Linked DNA regions of Mus musculus: region 2 is linked to region 1. Evidence: chromatin loops called from intact Hi-C (ENCODE). Cell type or tissue: left cerebral cortex. All regions are shown on one strand.

Region 1 (8,000 bases):
CATGAAAAGAGGGGACAACTTTCCACGGCCAGTCATGAGGCTCCTTGGGCAATAAGCAGAAATGAGATCAGTTATGGCGCTGGCCTGACTCAACAGGACAAAGGCGGGGTGGGGGAGGGGTAAAGCAAGGGAAGGGACAGTCACAATAGGACGTTTTCTCATTCCAGAACCAGGAACTCCACTGACAGAAATTATACAAATTTCACTAGCAAGAACCTAATTCCACTGTAGTGATAGAGCAAAGCCCTGCAATTTCATACTCAGCAGGACTTTCTGACAAATGAGAAAGGGGGACTGCTTCAACACTGGCAAGCAAAGTTTGGAGTGGACACCAGCCAAGTGACCCCTAATTCAACTCAGCTCGGATATGGATGCCATAAACCAGGAGGTATCGTTCAACCCCACAGGTTAAGGCCTCAGTCTCTAAGCCTGCCCTGCTTCAGATGCCAGATCCCAGTCAGTATAATCTGTGCATCTAAAGCAACAGGGGACAGACTGGGGCTCCCATGGTTCAATGCGATCTGATTAATATGATGGTTCGTTTGATTATGAACCTGACATGGCCTAGAATTATCTCGAAGACAAACCACTGGAAGTCTGTGAGAGACTTTCTAGATTTGGTTAACTGAAGTGGTAAATATCCAACCTAACTGTGGGCACCACCATTCCATGGGCTATGATTCCAGACACAAATAGAGGAGAAACCCCACAGACAGTTGCATTGTTCATTGTTTCTTTCCCAGATGTTGTGACCACCTTCCTCAAACTCCTGCTGCCAGGACAGCCCGCCATGATGAATTATCCTTCAACTGTGAGCCCAGACAAACCCTTCTTTCTAATGTCTTCGGGTATTTGGTTGTAGCAATAAGAGTAACTACAACAAGCAGTTTGCTAGAATGTTTCAGCGAGCTCAGGAAAACACTGAGCATATGTTATAAAGGTTTCACAAAGCAGCAGACTGAAGAGGAACAAAGGTCAGGGTTAAGGGGATCAGGCCAGAGTTTCCACACCTTCTGGGAGCCTACCCACGCTTGGCCACCCAGTGGCTCACTCAATGAAATCTTTTAGGGATTCTATAAAGTCTTTATTATTCTGATGTGGTTGATTGCTTCATTGGCCTGGTAATCAACTCAACTCTTGGCCCTCCTTCCTTCCCTAGAGGTTGAGAACAGGACCAAAAGTCTTGTTTTTCTTGTAGAGTAGGGTCTTCATATACAGCCTAGGCTGGACTTCAACTAGAGATTCCCCTGTGTTGGCCTCCAAAATATAGGAGTCGATAGTCATCACCATCCTCTGCTTCTGTTTGGACTTCTGAAGGGACTCTACAAATAGGCAGGTTGATGACAGATATGTGGGTAGGTACACAGACAGACAGACAGGCAGGCAGGCAGTAGAAAATGTGGGAGTGGAGGACTTTTCACTGGACTTTTTACTGTGGACAGGTCCTCAATTTAATAAAAACTAATTCAAAATGTCATAAAGTAGAAATTAAAGGAGTAAGATTGTTCCCTAACACACAGAAAACAACGAACAAGAAATAATAATCTTTCCTCAATACGGTTGGCTGCCTCTGTGGAGCGAGGAACACCCTGCTTCCAGTCCAGAAGTGGAAACTACCTATCAGCCTCACTTCTCTGAATGTCCCCTAGAGCCTGGGCTCTGGTCAGCTTCGGTGAGAATTTACCCTGCTTCTGCCCAGTTACTGAAATAAGTGAGGGACAGGCAGAAGCACCTGTGGGTCTTATACAATAGCCCCCCCTGCTCAGGAAACACTTCCCCTACTTAAACGCCAGTGGTGGTCTGTCGTTGGTCCTCTGAGGCGGCGACACGAACGACACAGACACCAAGTTGGGTTCAAGCAGCAACTTTACTCAGGCTTTTTCTTTTACAGCTCTCTTCCCCAGCAGCTTCTTCTTAGGGCAAGGGCTAAAACAACTCCTATTACAACAGCTTCTCTTCTAGTACTTCTACTCACGGCAAGGGCTAAAACTCCTCTCTTCACTATTTGCACAGACTCACCTCCTTCTAGCTCCACCCCACCTCATCCAATCAGAATTCACACACGCTCCAGGCACGAGCTCAGGTCGTTCACAGATAGGCTGACAGGTCCTGACCACAAGGAACAGTCCAGCCTGGCAGGCAGCCCACGCATGCAGCCTCACTGTGCATGCTCTGGCAAGGCAGTAAACAAGTGGGTTTCACGGGTCCTGCAGCCGCACCGCTCCCCACAGTGGTCCTTAAAATCAGGGACCAGAATAGGTCAGACTTAAGTGGTCCTGTGATGTTGGTGGCTGCTCATACTGTTAATGAAGCCAGTAGCTGCTCATTCAAGTGAAGAGATTTCTAACCAGTTGATAGAAGGGTATATTGGCTGGTTTTGTCTAACTTGACCCAAGCTGGAGTCTTCAGAGTGGAAGGAGCCTCCGTTGAGAAATGAGACTATGAGCTCCAGCTGTAAGGCATATTCTTAATTACAGATTGAAGGGGAGGCCCCAGCCCATTGTGGGTGGTGCCATCCCTGAGCAGGTGGGCCCAGATTCTATTAGAAAGCAGGTTGAGCAAGCCAGAAAAAGTAAGCCAGTCAGCAGCACCCTCCACAGCCTCTGCATCAGCTCCTGCTTCCAGGTTTCTGCCCTGCTTGAGTTTCATCCCAACAGAAACTCTAAGATAAACCGTATCCTAAAGAGCTCTTCCTAGCTTTCTACCCACATAAGAAATTCTACCCATACCAGAGCCTATTGAAGCATCCTCCAGGCACAGATAGATAGGATCAGAGATGCATCCGACATATCTGGTCTACACAGCTCTCACTCCTTACCCTTGAGTGCTATTTTGTATTGTCCTAACCCTGGACCACCTCTTCCCACTTCTCCAGATGTCCCTCCTGAGCTCCAAGGAGCCATATTTGTTGAGGAAAGATAAGCGGTTCAGCCCCCACTCCTCCCCTAGCTAAATCTCGGGGTCAGCATCTGGATATTCAAATATTGATTTTTGTCCTTTCACTGCAGAGAAACTCCCAATGCTGTCTGGGAGCTCACACTTAGTACCCCATAGAACAGGGATGCCTGAAGGTCCAAGATGCCCCAAGACAGTAGTGGTGGTGGGGCAGTGGGGGATAAGAGTCCAAGCCTGGTCAACACTTTGGTTATGGGCAGTGGCCATCCATTCTTCCTGTACTGTAGGCTCATGAACCCTTTGCCCTCTATGCACTCAGTGGTTTCTGGGGCAATCTGCTAGTGTGATGACCACCACTGCCAAGGTGAGGTCTGGTCCAACTCCACCCTCATCCACATTTTTCAGGGACCAGAAAGAGGCTTCTTGGCTCTTCGTCCCATGTCACAAAGGGTCTCTTTTTGCACAACCCAACTTGCCAAGTGGGGTTTCCTCAGACACCTAAAGGGCAGGTTCTTTTGGGGTGTTTCCCAACAGTACTACCCAAACCTGGCCAGGCTCAGCTCTGAGACTCAGCGCTCGATGCCTAGGGTCTAGCCTTCAGCTTGAAGCACCAGCGCCCCAATCCCTGCCTGTCCCGAGGTGGTCAGGAAACAGTCAGAGGTCACCAGGCTGGGTGCGGCTGCGTCCCCACCCCCCACGCACGCACAAACGCCGGGTCGCCCGAACCCTATGCCCCGCAGCGTTCGATCTCAGGACCCGGACACCCCGGGCCACGGTGCCCTTGGGCTTGGCGCGCGGCGCTGTGTCAGCGCCCGCCTCTCGCTTCCCGCCTCCTGCCTCGGTGGCCGCGCAGGGTAGGTAGCTGGGGGGACCGGAAGGATGGCGAGGAAGTCGGAGAGGGTTTCCTGAGATGAGAGATTACTTCCGTCCGCGCGCTGGCCTCTCTCTGGAGCCGGCTGGCTGGGGCTCCGGGAGCGGGGTGCGCGGGGCTCGGCCGTGCCTTGCCACCTGCAGCGCCCGGGCAAGCCGCGGGGCGCTGCGGCTACGGCTCACCCCGGCCATCGTTGCAGGTGGGAGTCGAGAGCATCCCCAAGCGCCCAAGCCATGGTGGCCAAACAGCGGATCCGGATGGCTAACGAGAAGCACAGCAAAAACATCACCCAGAGGGGAAACGTAGCCAAAACCCTGGTAAGGCGGGGGCGGCGCCGGCCGGGCCGAGCTGGCAGGACCCGCGGGGCGGAGCGGGGCGGGGCGGGCGGGCCGTGGGCTCGGAGCCAGGCCTCCCGGCCCCTCCTCCGGGGTCCCGCAGGCTGGGGGACCCAGCGGGGCTCTGGGGGGCGCAGACTGCTCTGCTTTCTCGTGGGCGGAGAGGGCTCTGGTTGGTGGAGACTCCCCAAGAGAAGGAGCCATCGTCCTTGAAAAAGGCTAAAAGCTGCATCTTAGGGGCCAGTGAAGCCAACTGGGCTGGGAGCCTACTAAGTGAATGAATGAACGAAAGGATGAACGAATGATAGAATGCCACTTATCCACAGCTTCCAGGCTCCGCCCCTGGACTCTCTCCCCACCCCCATGCTAAGATTTTTCTTTCCACCCTTTTTGTGATCGTCTGTCTCTTCTCCCTGTGTGTGTGTGTGTGTGTGTGTGTGTGTGTGTGTGTGTGTACATATATATTATATATATGGTATAAAAGTAGGGCGTGAGATTCCGAGCTACATTTCTCTTCACCCTCCTCTTTCTCTTGCAAACTGAAGCCGCCTCAGCCAAAGCTGAGTGCATCGTTACTGCCTATAATTCACCGTATGGATTCTGGCGCATTATGATGCTGTAACTGTAGCGACCAGCTTAGTGCCCGAGGTTCTTTGCTCCCAGACTGTGTATTAAAGCTTTACCCCTGGAATCTTAAGTAAACTGTGTACCTTAAGTGCAGAGATTTCCTTTAGGAAACCAAGTTATCTGCTCCAGAAAATGTCAGGCCTGTGACTTTGAACCATCCAAGGCTTGTGTGGGTTTGCATCGTTGCGAAGAACTGGTTTGCAAAGGCGCCTGGAATCTATTAGCCCATACGATTATGGGGAAGTCCAGCCGAAGCTTGGGTTTGTCTGGAAACGCAGACTTGATGAGGCAATGCCTTTTAGCAAAGAAATTATGTTGGTTTGATTAACTGAGGGGAAAAGCTGGCTGTGTAGTCATCACACCGGAATTCTTGTTAAACCAAGCAGAATTGTGGCAGAGAAGCCATGGCGTCAAACTACTCAGAGCTTTGTACACAGCCCCAGGCTGAGGTAACCCTTAAAATTCCTTCTTTTGGGGAACTAGAGCATTTAGCTATGATTGGAGGGGACAAAATGCCAAGGCGCCATAGAATGGGAACCATATTTTTCGCAGGAATCTGTTTCCCCTATGAGGTTTTATTACTGGGTCAGGGCAGGGAGCCACTGCCCAAGTTGGCATTAAAGGCAATTATTTTATGCTCAAAGTAGATCATTTCTTCCTTCTCAAGGTGGCAGACCTATTTGCTGACATAGTGGAATAAGCAGCTGTGGCTCTTTCTAATGAACGAAGGAATCTGAGTTCAGATGTAAAATGAAGCCGGGCAGTGGTATTGCACGCCTTTAATCCCAGCACTTTGGAGGCAGAGGCAGGCAGATTTCTGAGTTCGAGGCCAGCCTGGACTACAAAGTGAGTTCCAGTACAGCCAGGGCTACACAGAGAAATCCCATCTCGAAAAAACAAAAAACAAAAGAGATGTAAAATGATCTCAGTTGACAGCTTATGTGAGGGCGAGGGCAAGGACACCAAGAACTAATTTGCAGGGCTATTTTCTCCATCAGCCTCTGTGAACTTGAGAGAATGTTGAGGGCCTAAAACAAAGCAAAAAAAAAAAAAAAATTGTTGGCTTCAAAATAAGAAAAGAAGATGGTAAACCGCCGTGGAGTGGATATAACTCACCATCTGCAATCCAACTCAACATTTCCAGCTACATTTAAATTATATTTAATGTATGGCATAAGTGCACTTGACAGGTTCTGCTATACCATGGATGGCCCTCCTCAGCAGTGCCTGGCGCCTCTGAGGACCTGTAATTGACCAGACTTAATTCTGTAATGAAAGGCTTCAAAACCATGCCCCAATAGATGTTTGTTTTCAGTTGTTTTGAAGGGTCTTTCGGTTAGCCGTATTGTAAGTGTATCGGCATCCAAAAAGAAAATAAAATTTCTCTCTGTAAATCCTGAATCTTGTTGTTTTAATTACAAGTCCAACATGGTTATACTCTGGTAGAAGTTGCTAGGTTATTTCTCTGTCAGTGAAGGGAGCCAATTCAAGTCAGATTAGATTTGATTAAAGGCAGGCTTACTCAGAAGGTGTTCTTGGGCGAGTTCACTGGCCCCACAGAAGGAGGCTACGGAAGTCACCATGGGGTGGTGGGGAGAGGAAGGGTGCACACAGAAGAAAGAGAGGGAAACAGAGAGAGGGGAAACCAAAATGTGTGGATAATATATAGGGAAGAGCCTCTGGGAGAAGGACAGCCCTGGCCCAACCTCTGGGCTGGCAGGGTTGGGGGCAGGTTATGCCAGGTAGGGATTGAAGGATGCTGGGAGACCTGGAGGCCAGGTCTGCTTTGATATGTAAAACATGCTCCTCAGTCCCTTGTCCCCTTCTGAGGCCAAACAGGAGTAACTAATTCTGGATAGACTTAAGTAAATGGGAACAGTTTTGCAAGTTCCAGTTGAAAAACCAAGCTCACTGTCAGCCTCTGTCACTGTATGTGGGCAGATTAGCTAATGGCTTTGGGTAAATGAATGTTTTTCTCCCAGATAGCAGATTGAGACAAGAAACAGAAATGGCAGGGCTGTTTGGGGATTGGACAGTAGAAAATCCTCCACAGTGAAATGGACTTCAGATTGTAGGGTTCTGAGCTGCCCAGCAAGGGTTTTATCAAAGAAAAAGACAGCCCTTCATGTGTTGGGCCCTCATGTCTGAGGTGAGCCTTGCTCTTTACAGAATCGCTGTAGAAAATCTTTTCCTCTGTCTTTTGCAGCAGTATAATGGTGCTTGTGTGACTTGTCCCAGTGGGGTTGTACTGGTACCCTTTCCAGGAAAAATTATGACTCTCTGAAGGGGATGTACTGGTGTTATGATCAGCCGGGTGTTCCAGAGCTCTGAAAGCCCACAACTAATTTCCATTCACTGGGGCATGTCATCCAAAAGGGTTTTGTATTACATACACCGGGCTACAAGACGTCTAATTTGTGTTAAACTGTAGGTATAAAATACAGGACTCCATTTGGCATCCTTAGTAGCCCAGTGATTCATATAGAGATTCGTGGATTCCCTTATTGGCTTTGCTGGGAACAGAGCTGAGGTAAATCTTTTCATAATGTGCTGTGAGTTCCAACAGTGGCAATGGAATTGGTGTCTGGGAAAAACTAGGACAGTAAAGTTCTAGAAGAGAGCAGGCAAGGGCCAATGTCAGACTCTGCTCAAGTGACTTTAAAATCTCTGTTGTTTGCTTGATATGAGTTTAGCCTAATCTTACGTGACACACTAAAGCTATACTGTGAAATTCTTAAAGAAGTGCTGGGTTCTTTTCTGGTCCAAAGCAACGACCTATTATATTATGACTCCCCAGGAAGTATGCTGGTCAAGGCCAAAGAATGAGTGGCTTTAATCTTTAGTCAAAATAGACCTGTGGTTGACACATTGATCTCTACTTCAGTATCTAGTAAGTAAAATACAGAGAAGACCCACTCATTACCGTCAATTACGAAGTCTTACTAAAAGGACAGCTGAGTGTGTCATTCAATTGGTAGACTTGCTTGTACAGCATATAGGTAGCCCTGAACCTCATCCCTAGCACCATGTAAAACTGGGAATGCTGTCGCATGCCAGTAATTCTGTTCGAGGACAACCTGGACTAGAAGAAAGCCTGTGTCAATAAATAAATAAATAAATAAATAAATAAATAAATAAATAAATAAATGGGCAGTAATCTTTGTAGACTCACATTTTACCTGACCTGGACTAGAAGAAAGCCTGTGTCAATCAATCAATCAATCAATCAATCAATCAATCAATGGGCAGTAATCTTTGTAGACTCACATTTT
Region 2 (8,000 bases), 200 kb before region 1:
CTCTGAAGCACACAAGAAATCCATTTGCCCACAGAGCAGGCTTTCCCACTTCTGAATGTGTGCTGGCCCCGCTAGTCTCGGGCAAGCAACAGTTTCTGGACTTGCTATACACAGCAGTGACTGTAGCAATACATCTTCCCTAAAATATTAGTAAAGAATGAGAAGGGTATCCGCCATGTGGTTAGTATGTGTCACTGATGTCTTCAGAGACGCAAGTGGTTAGCCATCCGTCTCCAGCCAAACCAGGCGTGCTCTCATGAGGAGGGAGGACGGAAAGATAAAGACAGTGCCCGAGGCTTCAACGACTGCCTGATCTACTCAAGGTTGTCACAGTGGTAACAATAGCCATTGTAGTGTGCACTGCAGGCCCAGGGGAGGCCCATGGGGTTGCCTAGCCCGTCTATACAGAAACAGAAAGAAAATCTCTCATCACCTAGTTAGATAAAATAAAGGCAAAGCGCATTGGTATATAGGCCCATTGCTGGTGGGGGCTTGGGGGAGATGCCACACTTCTCTCAGGATAAATCCCCACATCAACCTAAAGAGCAGTCAGGGAGAGAAGCCACTTCCCTCTCTATCTTCTGAGCCAAATGCTAGCCTCCTGCGGGAACAGGGCTGTTCTTGGCTCTTATCTGTCAACACGGGGGCGAGGGATCCAAACAGGATGCCCGAGGAAAGAATCTAGAAGAACTTCAAAAGGCGAAGACACAGCAACAATAAAAAAAAGGGAACAGGGCCAGGAACAAAGACTAAATGTACCGGGGTAGGTAGCACCTTCGTTCATAAAAATAGGGATGAGTGGATGTCCCAAGTGGAGCTGGGTCTTTGACAGCATTCCAGGACTGAGAAGATGGGCCCTGCCCAGTGGGAGCCAGGGTGTCCCCTGAAGGCCCAGGCCCCAGCTCTCTGCCATCTTGCTTGAATCCTGAAGGATTTACCCAAGTCAGCGGGCCTTCATTTTGCAAGACGAAGGCTCTTCCTTTGAACAGCCTAGAACAGACGTGCAGAAATTGGCTGAAGAGAATATTCTCTGAGCTCCACCTTTAATCACACTGAAACTGCCTCCAGGGCATTGTGGCATCAAGTTTGACAAACCACAGCATAATCTGGCAAAGGAAACCAATAATTGTCCAATACCAGGCCACCACTGTTCCTTGTAGGGTAAAACTCCCGATCAGTCTGAAACACCAGTTATCCTCAGCTCTTCAAACCTAATCCCCTCAAGCTCCTTGATCCACAGAACTTGCGTAAAGATACTTAGGCTCCACGCTTGCTAGAGCAAAGTCAGAGGACACACCACCCCTCCAGCCAACGGCAACACTGTGTGAATCACAAGGCAGTCATGGCCACTCTGCCTCAATTTTGCGATCCTTGAGTCATAGAAGACTCATCTCTTCGAATGTCCGTCATTCACGCAAGCGTCTTTCTCCAGGTGGCCCGGGGCGGTTTCCAAGCTGCTGGCTCATCCCCTGTCATGTCACTTGAAAGGAGAACAAAAGGCTGGAAAACAGGAAGGTCATTTTTTTTAAAAATGGGGAAACTGAGGCTCCAAGAAGCCCTAGAGTGAAATGTGTAGACATTTCTGAGTCAGACATGCTCAAAGAACCAAAACAAGTTCTAACTCCTAAATGGACTATTTTCTTGGTTAATTTTATAAAGCTTTTATGACAAGGTGTTTTGATGCAGCAAACTCAGAACAGGCGAAGCCAAAACATATACTCACTGCCTCTTGTGTAACCATTTTCTCACCGTTTCCTCCATCTCTTCCCTCGCAAGCAGATCTGATTGGCTCTGTTTCTTTTACTTTATAGGCTCCTGTTTTCCTGTGGGCTGGATATGCTCCCATCTGACAGGCACGTTACCCCTTGTGCTTACATTGTTTTAACCATTACCTGGCTCTTGATAGTCTCTGATTTTGGAGTTCTACCACCCATTCCCTCCCCTGTCCCTGAACTATATATACCCTTGACTCCTGAACATGGAGGTTGACAATTAGTGGAGATCAAGCTTCACAAGTGGAGTGTAAAATGTCCACTTTATTCGTTTGCTTTTTTAAAAAATGGCATTTATCAGCTAAATCAAAATACTTGCACATCCAAATAGCCACTGTAATTAGGCTCTATTAAAATAGCTGCCTCCAAAGAACAGAGATCGTTGGTGTCACCCGTTCTGGCACCTGACTGGACCGTCTTTCCCAAGGCCTTCTGTTCTGCTGTATGCTGGTGTGTAGCTCATCAAAGGAGACGTGAGCGTCAGGGCTGCTTTTCACCCTGCTATTCCAAGCGAGGACTACGTAGGTGTCACAAATGAAGCTCACACGGAAGCAGAATAGGACACTAGTGGCACAGCCACGTGTCTCTGCCTCCCTGTAATGCAGCCTGGCTGGCATCGGCCTTCCGCCAACCCCTTTGCTGCCCCTATCCACCCACGAGCTCTTGTTGGGTCAGAAATGAGATTCTTTGACAGTGCCTGCCTGCCAGACAGACAGCCGATGCTGGGATGTAGAAAGCAAAAGCAAAAGCTGCTTTCTAAATTAAGCCTGGGCTCATTTATAAAAATAAATAGCCACAGCCTAGCAACGTGCTCGCAGCTTAGCTTTCTTCTGTTATGAAACCGCCATGGCTGGGGCCCAGGATGACAGAGTCAGAACAGGACCCCCACACCCTGACTCCTCCCATGTGTAGTAGTCATCCTGGGGAGTGCTGACAGTGGCCCTTGGAGAGCCTTGCTCTTCATTCAGGGTCAATCTAAGGCCAGGCTCCAAGGGCAGAGGGGATTCAAAGCCTCCCAAATATAATGAGTGCCCCCCCCCCCCCCGCTGCCATGAGTGCATGGACTACACTGTCAGTAATAACTATTATCGTCTTCGAACCTTCTCTCTGTCTTATGTCAACAGAACCTCCAGTGATGAGTTCTGCTTGAAAGAAGGACTATGAGAGAAAATAGTGGATGATCTTTTGATCGTAGTCTTGCTGGGACACTCAGAAGTAGAGCCCACAAGACCCTTGGAGACTCATGGGACATGTGGCAGCGTGGTATGAAGGATCTGTTCCTGCCATCAGCTCTCTCAAGCTTTGAAATGACATGTCAAGTCAGAGTGATCCAAGGACTATGGCCACCTATTCTGTGTTGCTAGGATCAGAATGACGGAGCTTCTGGGATATTCTATATGGTCCCTAGTAACCAGAGAATGCCCAAGGTAGCATGTCAAAATGAGTTCAGAGTTGGGTCCCTCCATTACAGTACTAAACAGAGCAGAGATTGGCCTAGAATGTTCTTCAAAAGTCGGTCTTCTTCTAACCTGGCTTAGTCAGAAACAATGGTCAGTAATAAGAAAGTTCTTGCCATAACCAAATATGTGAGAATATATTATTTAACAGGTTTGTTTTTGGAATAATAACATGCATGTGGGAAAAACTAAACAGCAATAAAAAACATAGTATAATAACATCCAGATTCATCTCACAGTGTGCAGTAGATTCCATAGACTCTGTGACAGTTCCCATCTCAGCCACCCAGACTACCAAAGCTTGGGGTCTGAAGTCTGGGCGGAAAAACATGATGAGGATTCAGCCCTAAGAGAATCAGCAAACTGAACAGACTCCCCCTAATCTATAGTGACAGCTCCCTGATGGTGCATAGTGATGCCTCTCTAGAGCAGGAAAACCACAGCAGCAACTCTGCAGGCTACACTCCAACCTGGTGAGACCAGAATGCTAATCGTCCCAACCCAGGTCTCCCGTGTCTGACATGGCTGCTCTGTGACAAGACCCCACTGAGAAGTTGTGTTGGATGTGGTTGCCTAAACAAGGCCAACAAGCTGACACCAGTTGATATACCCCTGAGAGATCATACGACACTAATTGGTCAGCCCTAGACACTCAGGTCTATGACCTTACCTTCTTGCAAACTCAGAACTGATCCACCAGACAGGAGCAATCGAAACTGTGCTTCTGCGTCTGTACTGTATGAGGATCCAACCAACACTACGATGCTCTTCCCTGTCTCTGAGCTCTTTCTACATATCAGCGTCTTGCCTTATGGTGAGTTTGCTTCTGGTGTGAGAAGTGGGACTTCTTTGGCAAAAACTTTGAGGATAGTTTCTGCCTATCAGTGCTTTAGTTTTTGGTCCATCTGAATCACAAGCCTAGATTGTGTGGTGACCTCTGACCAATTAATTCCATAGCTTTGTATGCCAAAGACTTCCAACATTGGTTTCCATAACTATTTCTCTCCCTATCTAATCCCTAGAAAGATCTGGGATTCTAGAATTCCTGAGAAACTCATGTAGTCTCAACCTTTCACTTTGAGGATGGAGACCCAGAGACAGGCAGAGCCAGGTACTTGTTGTGCAAGGGCATCTGCTTAGTTTCACCCACCCTGCCCTAACTTCTTACAGCCTAACAGTGCTTTGACAGTGATTTTCCTAGGGCAACAGTTCAAATTCCACCCTTCTGGAACTTGGAGACCCATTTTCTTCTGGACAGCATACCTCTCTGGCCTTTGGACTTCAGCACACACCACAAGCAGCCCAGATCCTCAGCCTCCAGTACACGCACCAGGAGCTCCCTAGATTCTCTGCTTCCAGCAAATGTACCAGAAGCCACCCCAATCCTTTGGCTTTAGACTGAATTACATGAGCAGCTTTCCTGGTTCTCTAGTGGTGTGAGTGGGATTGTTTGCTTTCATATCTACTTACCCACATGAAGTCAAAGGTCTCTCCTGTTCCATTATTCTCTATATAACCCAGCCTTATGAGGAAGAGTTTTTCATTTTGTGCAAAAAGATTAATCCTGCCTATACAAGACCTTTTGCAACAACCATCCTAGTTTGACCAGGCCCCACAGGGTTACAGGGAAACAGGACTTTAGATGCCATAACTAGACATTTCCTAGGCAGGCAGGTAAGTTGGTCACCCTGGTGGGTTTCATGTCCCTTTCCTAAGGACCTTTCCACACAAATAACAAACCATAGAGCACATGAATTGAAACCAAAATAGCATCAAATCGATAGGATTGGGAAGATAACTGGAATGGATATTAAGCAATGTGTCTTAAATGAAAAGATCCATGAATAAGATGGGAAAACAAGGTGATCAACAAGGAAAAATAGCCTTTCTATCAAGGGATTTGTGTAAAGACATGCCACCCAACCAGACGGCCTGAGTTTGATCTCTAGGTCCCATATGGTGGAGAGATTAAAGTGACTCGAACAACGTATCTTCAGACTACCACATTTGTAACACACACACACACACACACACACACACACACACACACACACACACTAAAAGTAGTTAAAGCCACTATTGTTGAAGAAAAGGAAGAAGAAATGTTAAGTAACAGCCACCCACATTACATAAAAATAGGCCACATGAGTTTATCCAAAGGAAGGTGCTTCTTTGGGCCAGGACACTACTTGGTCCTCTGAGGACTGAGAGGCTGAGCATCACAGCTCACAAGAGGCCTACTGACCACATATCACAGCATAGCTGTCTGAGAACCTTTATAATTGTGGTACTCTGGCCTGAGTTTGCCTGTCTAGATGCTATCACTCATTACCCCTAGGCTTTGGACAAAAACGCGATGTCATAAAGTTTCCTTAAATGGCATTTCCCAAAGTGGAACCGAAGTGGGTTCCTATTTACATTTTCACTTCCCGTGTCCAGGTTTAGCCCACATAAACCAAGTCACACGTTAAACAATGACTTAAGGACTTCAGTCTAAAAGAAAGCCATCCTCCAGTGACCTCTGCCCACATGCAATTAGTGAATTCTTTGAAAAACAACAAAATAAAACAAAAAACTTTTTTTTTATTGACACCAACTTAAAACCTAGAAATTTTTCATTATGTTAGCTAAGCTTTCTCCTTTTGCAAAGGGTATTCTTGGGGGCCATAATTCCCTGGTGGTCACGCTCACGTGGGACAGAGAACCTAGATAGTATAGCAGATTGGGTGTGTTAGATGCCAAGATTCAAATGCACTCCCTACTAATTTTAGATAGCATTATTTCTGAATCCGTCTTGGCTTCTCATCTTTATGGATAGTTAAAGCAATCAAAGTTATTTTTGTGTGCAAAGTGCTTTCAAATGGTGACTACCACATAACGACCATTTAATAAACGTCAATAGCTATCCCTTTCCCCCTTACGTAGGTAGCTTTGCTATTTGTCTTCAGAATTCTATGAGCATAAATACTAGTCTAGATGCTTTAACTAAGTGACCTTGGAATCTGCAATGCCTTGAGTCACTAGGTGATAATTCAGATACACATCTTCCTGAGTTGATTAGCCCCTAGGAGGTGTCAAGTCCTTGGCCAACAGATCGAGTCTATATTCTTCATTGCATGTCTATCTGTGTTCACATGTAGAAGTACATGTGCCTGTATGTGGAGAACAGAGGTCAACTTCAGGTATCTTTCTAAGTTGCCTCTCCATCTCAGGGTTTGAGATGGTCTGACACTGACCCTGGAACTCACCAGTTCACTGAGGTTGGATGACCAATAGGACCAGGGATCCACCTGTCTCTGCCTCCCCAGTGCCGTCATTACAGGTGTGTGCTGCTATGCCTGCTTTTTACATGGCTACTGGGAGTGAAAGTCAGTCCTCTTGCTTGTGCAGTGAGCATTTTACATGACAGGGCCTTCTCCTCTCCTCTTTCTTGGAGCATCTCCTGTGTCCTGATTGAGAGCATCATGAAACCTTTGCAGAGCCAAGCTGAGCCTTGGTTTCCTAATTAGGAGATCTGTGACAGAAGAAACAGGGTCCCCTGGATGCATATAAGTGCCTTGTCTATGCTCTGCCAGCAAGTCTTGAGTCGCTTCCCTTCCTCCCTTCCCCTCCCCTCCCCTTCCCTCCCCTCCCCGCCATCCCTCCTCCCCTCCCTTTCCTTTCTTTTTCTTCCCTTCTCTTTCCTTCCCAATCTTCCAACAAGCATAAATAGAAAATCTTGTGTTGTAATTTAGCTAGTAAGTCAATCAACAGATCCTTTGAGAACAAAGAAGGGTACTATCCCCGCACAAACGTGTTCCTAATAAAACATATTCTGTTGCTCAGCAACCCTGATGATGCCTCTTCCACAAGTATGATCTGTCTTTAGGTGACTAAGTAAATGCCTTGTGAGTCAGAAGAAGGCATCAGAGAGTTTTCTGGGGCTTCAGGTGAAGGAACAATATTGTGTACGGAGCAAAACAGGGGAGACACGCCATGTTTTACTCATGCTTTGAGGTTTGATGCTTGTTTGGGGAGTTGGCTGTGAAGAGCTGGATTGTTCATCACTTAATGGATGGAGTCATGGTGCGAGAGACCATCTCCCTAGTCTACCAGAGAAGACTAGTAATTAAAGTTGTGGTAAGATCGGACACCAAACTAAGGGAGGAAGAGTGGAACTCCCCAGAAGGAAGGAAGAGCTTTTGAGGCAAATTAGATGTTGCAACTGTCAGATCCTGTGGCACAGTCATTCTGCTAAGGAGACGAGGTAAACTGTGAGCCAGCCAATGGGGAAAGCCGGAGATGAGGCGAACTGTGAGCCATCCAATGGGGAAAGCTGGAGATGAAATTTCAAAGGTTCTTGTCTCCTGCTTGGCTGGGGAGGCAGGGCCCAGATGTGAAACCAACTCCACAATCCCTTTCACCCAATTTAACACACTGAGCTCTGCCTCCTATTGATGAAAGGATGGAAAACCCTTTGGTGTAATTTCCTAAATCTCAAAATATGTATTTCCCCTAGCAAATAAAAGTGGTATTTTCAACAAAACAACATTTTGAGGGAGGGGGGGATTTCCAATAATATTCAATGTCTTCCTATAGTCTTTGCATCAATATATTTTTTATACTGAAAGGTTAAAATACCAATACAGGGCAAACCAGATGGCTCAGAAGGTAACACTTACTAGGAAGCTTGAAGACCTGAGTTCTATCCCTGTGGCTTAAGTGGCAGAAGGAAAGAACTGATTTTTACAAGTTATCCTCTGACAACTTGATTCTTACAAGTTATCCACAT

What was found. Hi-C counts contacts between places; a loop is a spot of excess contacts. Peaks named below come from ENCODE experiments on the same cell type or tissue, not always from the same donor. Only the 100,000 strongest peaks of a DNase experiment are listed, where the experiment ranks them.
Region 2: it touches region 1 in a loop (2.5-fold over the local background); 2 of 42 quality-filtered maps call a loop at or near these places.

What each region holds. Positions count from the first base shown.
Region 1 is chr14:76,552,514-76,560,513 of GRCm38, reverse strand. Serp2 (stress-associated endoplasmic reticulum protein family member 2) reads left to right here and starts at 3,827. Exons shown (of 3, transcript NM_001160326.1): 1 at 3,827-4,083. The coding sequence starts at 4,000. In left cerebral cortex, a CTCF peak has its summit at 3,921; DNase peaks (open chromatin) are centred at 3,847, 4,024, 4,500 and 5,080; H3K4me3 peaks cover 2,343 bases; H3K27ac peaks cover 2,497 bases.
Region 2 is chr14:76,755,248-76,763,247 of GRCm38, reverse strand. 4930431P22Rik (RIKEN cDNA 4930431P22 gene) reads right to left here and starts at 3,117. Exons shown (of 2, transcript NR_153763.1): 1 at 2,873-3,117; 2 at 1,033-1,500. In left cerebral cortex, no CTCF peak of the experiment used is centred here; DNase peaks (open chromatin) are centred at 5,342, 5,574, 5,912, 7,111 and 5 more places; H3K27ac peaks cover 6,199 bases.